Linked DNA regions of Homo sapiens: region 1 is linked to region 2. The links are chromatin contacts, found by Hi-C or POLR2A ChIA-PET in ENCODE. All regions are on one chromosome and are shown on one strand. Each heading gives the region's core, a stretch centred on a gene start or an enhancer-like site at or near the end of the contact. The rest is flanking DNA. Distances are from core to core; before and after follow the strand shown.

The links. Hi-C counts contacts between places; a loop is a spot of excess contacts on that map. ChIA-PET counts read pairs that join two places held with the same protein, here RNA polymerase II (POLR2A). Pooled maps may share reads with other maps.
Region 1: a loop to region 2 is called in a map of MCF 10A, with 2.8 times the contacts of the local background. The contact joins two enhancer-like sites. A Hi-C loop is called at or near these places in 2 of 168 maps with a recorded cell type or tissue (MCF 10A and PC-9) and 4 of 50 pooled maps. POLR2A ChIA-PET finds 5 or more read pairs at or near these places in 2 of 52 experiments (MCF 10A and activated CD4-positive, alpha-beta T cell).

The regions. Positions count from the first base shown.
Region 1 is chr5:143,920,872-143,926,359 of GRCh38, forward strand. No RefSeq gene overlaps it. Among named protein-coding and RNA genes, the nearest start is that of HMHB1, 110 kb to the left of the region's middle. Within about 2 kb of position 2,025, at least 6 of the 41 ENCODE cell types and tissues checked have a DNase peak (open chromatin) inside an H3K27ac peak, as active enhancers do.
Region 2 is chr5:143,886,149-143,891,613 of GRCh38, forward strand. No RefSeq gene overlaps it. Among named protein-coding and RNA genes, the nearest start is that of HMHB1, 77 kb to the left of the region's middle. Within about 2 kb of position 1,348, at least 6 of the 41 ENCODE cell types and tissues checked have a DNase peak (open chromatin) inside an H3K27ac peak, as active enhancers do.

The sequences.
Region 1 (5,488 bases), core at 775-3,274, 35 kb after region 2:
TCAGTGGAAAGTCACTATTGTAGCCGGTACCTAACATGTTAAAGAGAAAGTCTATATAGTCTTACTCAGTATGAGTCACCACTGGACAATATTCAATATTCACCACCTCCTCAATATTCAAATCCTGGATAGCCTGAGAAAGTCAATGACATGCATTGTGCTGAGATCATGTGGTTCAGGTTAGAACAGTTTTTCTGGGCTTTGACTGAATCTCACAGATCTAAATGTGTTTTTATTGCCATGTTTGCTAAATGTCCTTGGTAAAGAGTGGAGACTCCAAGGAACACTGGTCAAGGTATGTCACCTTTTCACTAAAATAAACACAACTTTATTTCTCAACTAGGAATAGTGTCAACATAACTGAAAAATTCAAATAAATTTTGAATTGCTTGAACTGCCTTTATTATATATTTTATAGATTATCTAACATCAAATTATGCTATGATCACTTTTATTCAGTAACTTACTGATTTTGTATGTTTTTATACAGAAATGGATTATCATTCTAGTAGAGCCTGGAGAGTTCAAACTGTCTGAAAGTTCTACCTAATCTTTTCTACCTAATCAATGCATAAGACACTGGTAACTTCTTAGGCACTCTCTCATAATCTCTGCAATTTCCCTTCTGTATTCTGAAAGTAAACATCTATTTTTTCAATCTGTTGTAAGCTGCCATATATACAACAAGCTTATTACATCTTACAACCAGACTTCCACTTGTAAATTGCCTCCTCCTCCTCATATAGAAATTCTGGAGCTGCCACTCATATTTCTTCAGAATCCCAGTGACTCACTGTAGAATCAGCTCTGCCTTTTCTCAATTTCTGGCATCCTTCAAATATCTTTCAGATGAGAAATGGGGTTGAAATTGGACAACATTTCTTTCTACCATCCCTTGAGGACAAGATTTCAAAATCTTTACCCCCAGGCTTTCAAAGGCCAGGCCTGTAATGCCAAATACATGTGAGATGTTCTCCATTATGAAGTCCCTTGAATTCTAAATTTAAATCTCAAAAAAATCTAAATCTGAACTTTTTTTTTCCTGTCTCCCAGAACAGCTGCTTTCTCCTACTGACTTTCTGTGTTTATGAAGATCCCTTGTTTTCCCAGACTTCAAGACTCAAAACTTCAAGATCATATTGGACTCCTTTTTTGGTTCTCACCTTCTCCATTTAATCCATCATGAAAGTTTACATCACTCAACCAATTCGAAATCTGTCTGGCTGGGCTCTAAACCTACTTCACAGTGTTCATTCTGGCAAGAAGGTGTCATGAGAGTGTCTCTTGATTGACTCAATTGATGAGACCAGAAATAAATACAACATGACATCATGGTAGGAACAGTTTTCTATCTCTAGCTTAAAATAAATCTAAAACATAATAGGAACTTATTAGGAAGAACAATGGCTTTGTAATTTTCTGTCATTTAAAAAATAAAGAAAATTCTCCTTTCACAGGATTATTAAATGCTCATTCCAAAGTTTAAAAAATATTACTTGTATATGACTATATTTTATTTCACTTTATAGTAAGTTCCTTCTATAGTCCTGAATATATGGGTTGCTAGTTAAAATTAAAGCAGCCTGTAATCCTACTACTTAGGGAGGCTGAGGTGAGAAAATTGCTTGAGCTCAGGTTCAACACCGGCCTGGGCAACACGGCGAAACCCTGTCTCTACACGAATTACAAAAATTAGCTGGGTGTGGTGGTGTGTGCCTGTGGATCCAGCTACTCAGGAGGCTGAGGTGGAAGAATTGCTTGAGCCCAGGAGGTTGAGCCTCAATGAGCTATGATCACGCCACTGCACTCCAGCCTGAGTGACAGAGTGAGACCCTATCTCAGTAAGTAAATAAATATGTAAATAAAACTAAAGCAGAGACCATGATTTCCTTTCTATTGTTTTCTAATTCTTCTTTAAATGAGTCACTTTGCACTTTTCTTTTCTACAACTGGAAAATCAACAAATACATTTTAAGCTACTGAGGGCCAATAGGTTTCAATTTCCTTATTGGCTAAGATTGACGGTTACTACTTGGAGTGCTGTGTCAGGAAGAATTGTGAGTCACAACCAGGTCCTGCCAGAAGGAATACTGTGCTCAATTAGTGAGGTCCTCTGTGGGCTTGAGAAGGGAACATGATGGCTCGCATGTCACATGAAGCAAGAATCAAGGCCAATCTGAAAGTAGAACAGAAGAGTTTGACACTTAGATGGCATACTTGAATGCTATGTAATTAAGGCTTTTGTCACAAAAGTGGCTATTTTGCCATCCTGTCACAATACTGAAATTCTAGGATTAGCAACTTTTAAAGACTTTTTGAAACCTTTCACTAGTAAAAAAGTTTTTGAAAACTTTCACTATTAAAATACTACCTTTATTGTTCTTATTCTGGGAAAGTGAATGGGTTTAAGTCATTATCAGCAAACAGTTAAGGAGGAAGTAGTCTATGAGATTGATTTTCAACCTTGAGTGTGGATGAAAGAAATGATCTTTGTAATGAAATATGGGGTGCATTTATTAGAAGGAGAAAGTGAGAACCAGGAGGATGAAACTGTGAGTAGAAAGAGAACTGAAATTGGAATTGGATGGCAACAACGATGTCTTTGTCTCCTTAAGAAATAGCTTCCCATCTCCTCTTTGAAAAAAGCTTTAAAAAAAAGTAAAAGAAAAACTAATGAAACTAAACAAAAAATAAAAAGAAAAATAAATCAAACCTTGGTGAGGTTCATCCTTAATATTCTCTAAAAAGGCTCCAAATTTTCCTCGTTCTTTATCCCTTACTAGGTCAGCAGCAGCATATCAAAGAAGCACAAACAACTTGCTGAATTCGATTCTAAGTGGGCATAGCTTTGTGCCTGCTAAAAGGAAATAAGGATTTAGGCCCTTTAGATATAATGGCGACAGCAACAACAGCAATAAATACAATGGCCACCACTCCTGAGTGTACCATGTCTTGGTTTTGCTCTGAAATGCATGTACATGCTGGATCTCCTTTAATTCTCATCCAATCCATGATGCATCACTCTAATTATCTCTGATTTACAGCTGGGCTTCAGTAGTCTGCTTAAAGTCATGCAATGAGCAAATGACAGAGCCAGAATTTAAACCCAAGTCTTTCTTAGGCCAAACCTTATTTCTACCTTTCTCCCTTGCCTGTGTTCTCTTTCAGTTTCTTACTGAGACCTAGGTAACTATCCATGTCAGCTCTAGGGCTCAGACAAGATGAGTCACACTTGCAGGAAATATGAGAGAGAAAAAGCTACAACTCTATAGCATGAAAAGTGATTTTCATATTGTTTATACTTAAATGAGACGCTCTGCACTAAAATTCTCTCGTTTCCACACTTTGTACGGATATATAAATTCTCCCAAAATAGGATCCAGGTGCCATTTATATAGCAACATTAACCCTGAATCTCTCAGTGGGAAAAATCCTGTAAACTGATGATAATACTCATGTTGGCACAGGATAATATTAGAAAACCAAAGAAAACATTTTCTGGTTTGTGTACCTTGAATAAACAGATGTTTAAAATTCTACTTTCCCTACATTTACCAAGCATATAAATGAGAACTAATTAGACTGAAATTCCATGGACCGTGTTCCAACGCCCTAGTTTAGTCATCCAGTATAAACACTGTAAATGAATAAAATGCAGTATATTTAACAATTTAGAGTCACGGTTCCTTAAATTCAACTGATACAGTATTACAGTGCACTGAGTAACAAAAAGTGACTGAAGTTTTGTTATTTTATTTGGAAAAACAATTACCACAGAAAAGTACATAGTATGAAAATATTCATGTGTCCTCATCCCAGAATTAATTAACATTTTGCCATATATGCTTCTAAAATTGTGTTTAATAAAGACAAAATAAAACATTACAAAGAAAGCTGCAGTATTTTTGTATCCCTTCCAGATGGAATATCCCCTTCTCTTTCTCTCCCTCTCCAGAGTCAGCATCTCTTTGGAACTTGTTGAATATCCTCCAATTCATGATTTCATATTTTACTAGTTAGGCAGACACAAAATGTTATAGCATTATTTGTGACTCGAAATTTTATAAAAATGGTCTATTTTATATTTTGCATTCTGTTATTTGCATTGTTTTTTTTTTTTTTTTTTTTTTTGAGCAAAAAGGCTGTTTATTTCACCTGGGTGCAGGCTGGCTGAGTCTGAAAAGACAGTCAGCGAAGGGAGATGGGGTGGGGCTGTTTTATAGGATTTGGGTAGGTAAAGGAAAATTACTGTCAAAGGGGGGGTTGTTCTCTGGCGGGCAGGTGTAGGGGTCACAAGGTGCTCAGTAGGGGAGCTTTTGAGCCAGGATGAGACAGGAGAAGGAATTTCACAAGATAATGTCATCAGTTAAGGCAGGAACAGGCCATTTTCACTTCTTTTGTGGTGGAATGTCATCAGTTAAGGCAGGAACTGGCCATCTGGATGTGTACGTGCAGGTCACAGGGGATATGATGGCTTAGCTTGGGCTCAGAGGCCTGACATTCCTGTCTTCTTAAATTAATAAGAAAAATAAAATGAAATAGTGGTAAAGTGTTAGGATGGCGAAAATTTTTGGGGGTGGTAGGGAGAGATAATGGGCGATGTTTCTCAGGGCTGCTTCGAGCGGGATTAAGGGCGGCGTGGGAACCTAGAGTGGGAGAGATTAAGCTGAAGGAAGATTTTGTGGTAAGGGGTGATATTGTGGGGTTGTTAGAAGAAACATTTGTTCTGTAGAATTATTGGTGATGGCCTGGATATGGTTTTGTATGAATTGATAGCACCAGGAGATATCAGCTGTGATGGTTTGGAGAAACAGTGTAAACTGGCAGTGTAAACAAGAGCAGGGCATTTATGAGTACTTGAGAACGGTGAATAGGAGTATGACTAGACAGAAGACAGTAGGGATGACAAGTTTTTTGGGGTGAGTCTAAGTTGGTCTGGTGTCTGGGATGAGACTGGGGCTTAATAAAAAGGAGCATCTATACAGGAGCTCAAATGGGCTGTACCTTGTAGCATCCCGAGGACAGGCCTGAATTCTGAGAAGGGAAAGTGGTAAAAGTATTGTCCAGTCCTTTTTAATTTGGTGGCTGAGCTTGGTGAGGTGTGTTTTTAAAAGACTTTTAGTCCATTCTACTTTTCCTGAAGACTGAGGACTGTAAGGGATATAAAGGTTTCGCTAAATACTAACAGCCTGAAAAACTGCTTGGCTGATTTGACTAATAAAGGATGGTCCGTTTTCAGACTGTATAGAGGTGGGAAGGCGAAACTGAGGAATTATGACTGACAGAAGGGAAGAAATGACTGCGGCGGCCTTTTTAGACCCTGTAGGAAAGGCCTCCGAAGACAGCTTTAAAGATTGCCCCCATGCTAGCTCTCCCTGACTGATCCCAACCCTTTTCATTACACACAGCCGAAGTGCAGGGCTGTGCAGTCAGAATTCTTACACAAGAACCGGGACCGCTATTTGCATTTTTTAACTAAATGTGGTAT
Region 2 (5,465 bases), core at 98-2,597:
GAAGTTATCCCATTTGAAACCTCTTTCCACCTGGCCAGCTGAAGGATCCAACAGCTACAGGTGCAAACCCCTTCCTTGTCCCACGCTTTTCCTGATGCTCCTCACGGGGCCCTGGCACAACATGAGAGAGAGAGAGAGCTGGCAATTCTCTTGTTAATTTGGGCCTTGTACATTATTCAGACTGTTAAAAAAAAAAATCCATGTTGAGTCTAAAAGTATCTGGACCAGCTGTCTGTATAGATTAAATAATCCAGATGGCTTCATGAAACACTATAGCAGAAAAGAAAGTAGTTTCACCATAGAACGAGTCAATCCAGAAAGCACAGGGGACAATAGATTTCTTTACCTCGTATAACCCAATTTCTTCTCTTCTTAGCTCGGCTGGCTTAAATGTAGAGTGCTGTCGCCAAATCTTCAGTCTACCTGGGCTATTTAAGTAGAGTCACAATGTTTCCTTTTTCTAGAAAAGATTAAAAAATAAACAACCAAAATTTGGTGGTAGAGAATGGCATTTGGAATAAAGGATTAATCAGTTCTGTCACTCTCACTTGGGCAGCAAAATCAAGCTTCTTGTGTTGGGAAATACTGCTGGATGGGATAATTTCCACATTGCCAGGCTGTTTTTCTTTTTAATATCACAGCTGATTTGCTGTGGCGGAGGCTGCTGCAAACTGCTGGCACCATTTCTGGTTACAAAATGTGTCTGCCAAACAGCTCAGTGTAGAAAGAGCCATACTGTATTCTTTGATGGTGGGCTCATTTGGCAGGGAACAGATCTGCATAGAAAGAGACTCAATTCATCATCTCCCCTGCACCTCGTTGTGGGCTGAACAAAGTGAATGTATCAAATTGTCCTTGTGGAAATCAGTGACATAAATTTCTACTCTCTTCACCAATACTGCAGTTGGAAACTTTCAGCTGTTTTAGCGATGTGTTTCCTTTTACCCTTATTCCCTGGTACACATGGCAGCAGAAACCCAGGAAAATGCAGATGGTTCACCTCTGCTGCCTCTGTGCTTGAGAGACACAAATGAGAGTGGGTGCCGAAAGCTGTTTGAATTCATCATTAATTGTCAAACAATTCTGCCAGTTCTCTTCTGAGCATGAAAAAATGTAAAATTAGAAAAACTTAGATGAAGTTATAGAATGTAATTCTCTCTCCTGAAAACTCTCAGATCAGTGTACTGTACTCTGCCGATGATGACTACACTGTCTTTTTTTTTCTGTCTCCATTCACAGATGTCAATACATGGTGAGTGGTTTCCAGAAATTTACTTCATCTGCAACTAAAAGCAAGGGGGGAAGGCAGCATGAACCACACTGGCACACTGCCAGCTCAGCACTCTCCACCAGGAACTCAGCCCCATGCCAAGCCACTCCTGGAAGACAAGGCAAGAGAGCGAGGGCACATTTTTTAAGGACACATTTTAAAACAAGAATTACACTGTCACAGCACCTACCTTCTCTCTCTTTCAAAATTCTAGCTCAAAGAATTAACCTCTCACATTAGGGGAAATAGATAATGATTCAGTCAAAGGTGAATGAAAATACAATATTTACATTCATTTCAGACTTGTTTTAGGCAATGCCTATTTTTAAGTGAAACAAATGAAGCATTTTTTTCTCGATATTGGCTACTGATATTAGCATCTAACTAGACAGGAAGCGAGGAACTAAGAGAAGGGAATAGATAATTAAGGCCATCATGCATTTTTACTCTGAGCTCTGCGAGTCATTTAATCCCATTTTTCATTTATCCATGTATATATTCAATGCTGAGAATTTATAGTGGCCTCAGAAAGAAATTCTAGATAATTTTTATTGAGCTCTTACCACGTGGCAGACACTATTCAAAGTGCTTTGCTGTATTCCCGCATTCCATCCTCACAAAATGCTATGAGGTCAGTGTTATTTTTAGCCCCTTTTTACAGAGGGAAAAATAAAAACATAAAGAGGTTAAGTAGTTTTCCCAAGGTAACACAGCTGCTGAGTGTGGAGTGAGGGTGTGAATTGAGGTAGTCAGACTTTAGAGCTGACATTCTAACCAAGTTTACTCCATGACGGTGATGGTGGGGTGGTCCTAGCAGAGGGCTTTGGAGCCATTTCTGCTTCCGAAGGGTTTATTTTTATACCCTTACTGCCTTCTTTACAGGGATGATTTGGGAATGAACAAGAGAAGTGTCCTACTGGCAGGAAGAAATAAATGACTCAGAGTGAAGAAGGAGGAGGGGGAAAAACTCTTTTAAGCCACAAAGATACCATTTTTTGCACCAGAGGAGGTCACTGAATAAATCAAAGGAGAGAAATGGATCTTGGGAGGTCACATGGATAATAGTCCTGCCTTTGGGGAGGACACCCTGCTGCCAGAAAAATGATTCAAGGGAATTCTTGCTGCAGCAAGGGGTTGGGTTACTCATGTTAAACAGTGCCCGAGAGTGTGTGCTTTATGAAGTTGACCAGATGTCCTGTTTGGTTAGGACTCTCCAGGTTTCTTAATGGCTTTGAAGAGTGTCCTGGGAGTCACCCGGAGCAGGCAGGCTTGGTTCTAGGTCCCCCATTGACACATTGTAAAGGGCTTTGGGTTACTTTGTGTGTTACCACTTTGCAATTGTTCAGGTCACCAAATAAATCAGAGAATTTGCTAGCCTGGCAATAGTTCAAAGCTCTGTGTTCCTTTTCTTGTTTTAGGTTTATTTATTCTTGAGTGTTTCTCTGGGCCAGCCTTGAGGATAAACAAGTCATGGTCCCTTGCTTCCAGGAGATCATGGTGAGGAGAGCTGAAGCCCAGTGAACTCTGAGAGATCTAGTGCTCTGCTACTCACCACTAAGGCTCTGCAAGATGAGGAGTAAACAGGATGTCCGTTTTTCTCTCTTCTCGGATGCTCTGTCCCCCATGTCCCATCTTTCCCTTCTATTTGACTGGTGGATGACTTTATGCTGATCCAGCATTAGACAATTCTCAGATACTGATTAAAAAATAAGAGCTCATGCTTATAAAAGTTCTGCATGTGGCACTAATTTAATTCTTATGACAACATTGTGAGATAGTTCATGTTACTAGCTCCATTTTCTACATCAGGACATCGAGGCATGAGAAATTTTAAAATGTGCCCACAGCAAAATGATAATCAGCCATAGAGACAGAGTTTGGATCTGGGCAGTTTGCCTCCAGAGTGCCTCATCACCACCACCAGCATACACCATCTTTGTGATAAGGGCTGCCATTAAAAAGAATATTTCAAGAGGATACAAGGAAGAAGCTGATGCAGAGATGAGGGAAGACTAACCCAGTAAGTCATACGACAGTCAGCATTTAGCGTGTATAGAGATTAGCTGGACTCCTTCGGGCTTCTCTGCTGGATGGATCTTGTTTTGCAGATGAGGAAACTGAGACTGCAGGATTAGCTAATCATCAAATAATGAGGGTGTAGCAGAACCAGGATTTGATCTCCTTGGGTTCTTTTCCCTGGACTCCTATTGGTATACAGAGTGGCACAGAGCATGAAGACAAATTCTGCCTCAAAATGAAAGAGGCCATCACTAAGATGAATAAGATGGAACAACAATTTAAAAGAGAATGCCAGCACAAGACTGTCTTAGAGATCGCTCAGACTAACCTTTTGCTGGATGAATTAAACCTCTGTCAATAATCTTATTAAAAAGATTGGAGACAAATTTGGGAATTAGAATGACTGATGTCTGCCCCCATCTCCTCTACCCGAAACACAACAGGAGAAAATTTTGCTTGAAAGCCTAGATGCTGATCCAAGCAATGAAAAGACTCTGGAGTAAACACGTCATGTGCTTCTTCGTTAAATGAGCCCTCTGCCTAGGAAATAACCTCAATGGCTTGACACTGGCATTTTGCATTGCTTGCTTATGCCACTTAAATTATAATTTGTTCCATCAGGGGACTTTCTCAGAGTTGGAAACAGCTCCTGGAACACAGAACCAGCATTGGTGGATTCTTGCTGCCTCCTTGATGTTGCAAGCTTGTCAATGTCATCAGAAAGCTAGCTGTGGTTTACTGAAAATAATTTAGCTGCCTAGGCTTATGCAGACACGCACACACACACACAGAGACAGAGAGAGAGAGACATAGACACAGATACGTTATGTAGAAAAATCTCATGGTCTGCTCTTGTTCTAAATCTTGTACAGACTTGCCAGCACTCTTACGTATCATTATTTGATTTGCTTATTCTATCTCTTCACTTGTCAGTAAGTCTTTCTCATCTTTTTATTCATTTCTTTTGTAAAGAGAGTTTAGACTTAAACAGAGCTGAGCTCCTCTAGCCCGTTCTTTAAAGGCAAGGCAACAAAATAATAAGAATGGATAATAATAACAGTGTACTCTCCGATATGCACTAAACTAAGCACTTCACACAACTTAGCTCATTTTGTCCACACAGAAACCCTAATGAGATAGGTACTCTAATCGACTCCATATGACAGGTGATAGAACCAAGACAGAGGTTATACAACTTGCCCAAACATGCAGTGCCTCAGATGGGGCCCAGCTCTGGCCGATAGAGCCCTCTGCCTGTATTATTGACCCTGCAGCTGCCTCCTTGTGATTCTTGAAAGTATGCCAGGCTCTGTTAAGCTGAGGATAAGTGTTCTTAATTCCCTTTGAATTTAGTTATTTTTGAATGGATAAAAAAGAAAATATTTGGCATAACCCTTATTCCCCATAGCAGGGGGATTCTGAGGCATGATTTTAATTTCCCAAGTGACTTAAATAACAAGTTTATAATCTGCCACTCACATTTCTTTGCCTACTTAATGGGAGCATTTTTATTAGAAAGAAATATGTTTAAAAAGATACATAAGCTCTGTGAGAGATGGGTACTCATTGGTTTTGTTAATTACAATATCTTCAGAGCCAGGAACATGTGCCTGAGACTTGGTGAGTAGTCAGTAAATATTTATTGATTAAACGAATGAATAAGAGTTGTAGAGAAAATCCAAATATCAATCCATATTCAGTCACACAGGTGCCTGTCCCCCTGATAAGATCATAATAAACTCCTTCAAGGCACCACTAAATGTTGACCTCCAGCTTCCTGAGGCAGATTATTCTGAAATCTGGGAACAGTGTCATATTTATTGAAAAGGTCCCTTACCCCGCCTGAGAAAACAAAGTCACATGTCTTTGTGCTTCTGTGTTAAGTTTCTTTGTCCCTTTGGAAATAGAGGGGAAAGGCATAGCAAACAGGCAAACTCATTGACAGTCATAACCCTATTAAAGCTATGACCCATGTGCTTCAGTTCATGAGAAACTTGACATGTAAACACTATCCAAACAGGAATTCTGATGAGTTGTGGTATTCTCAAGCAACATAAATGAGAATAGGATTAAAATAAGCTGTTTTCTCCCGTGGACTTAGAAGTTCCTGGAACCCTCTCACTCTCTACTCCAGAACCACCTCCCTGGTCTCACCCATTCAACCTCTGTCATCCCA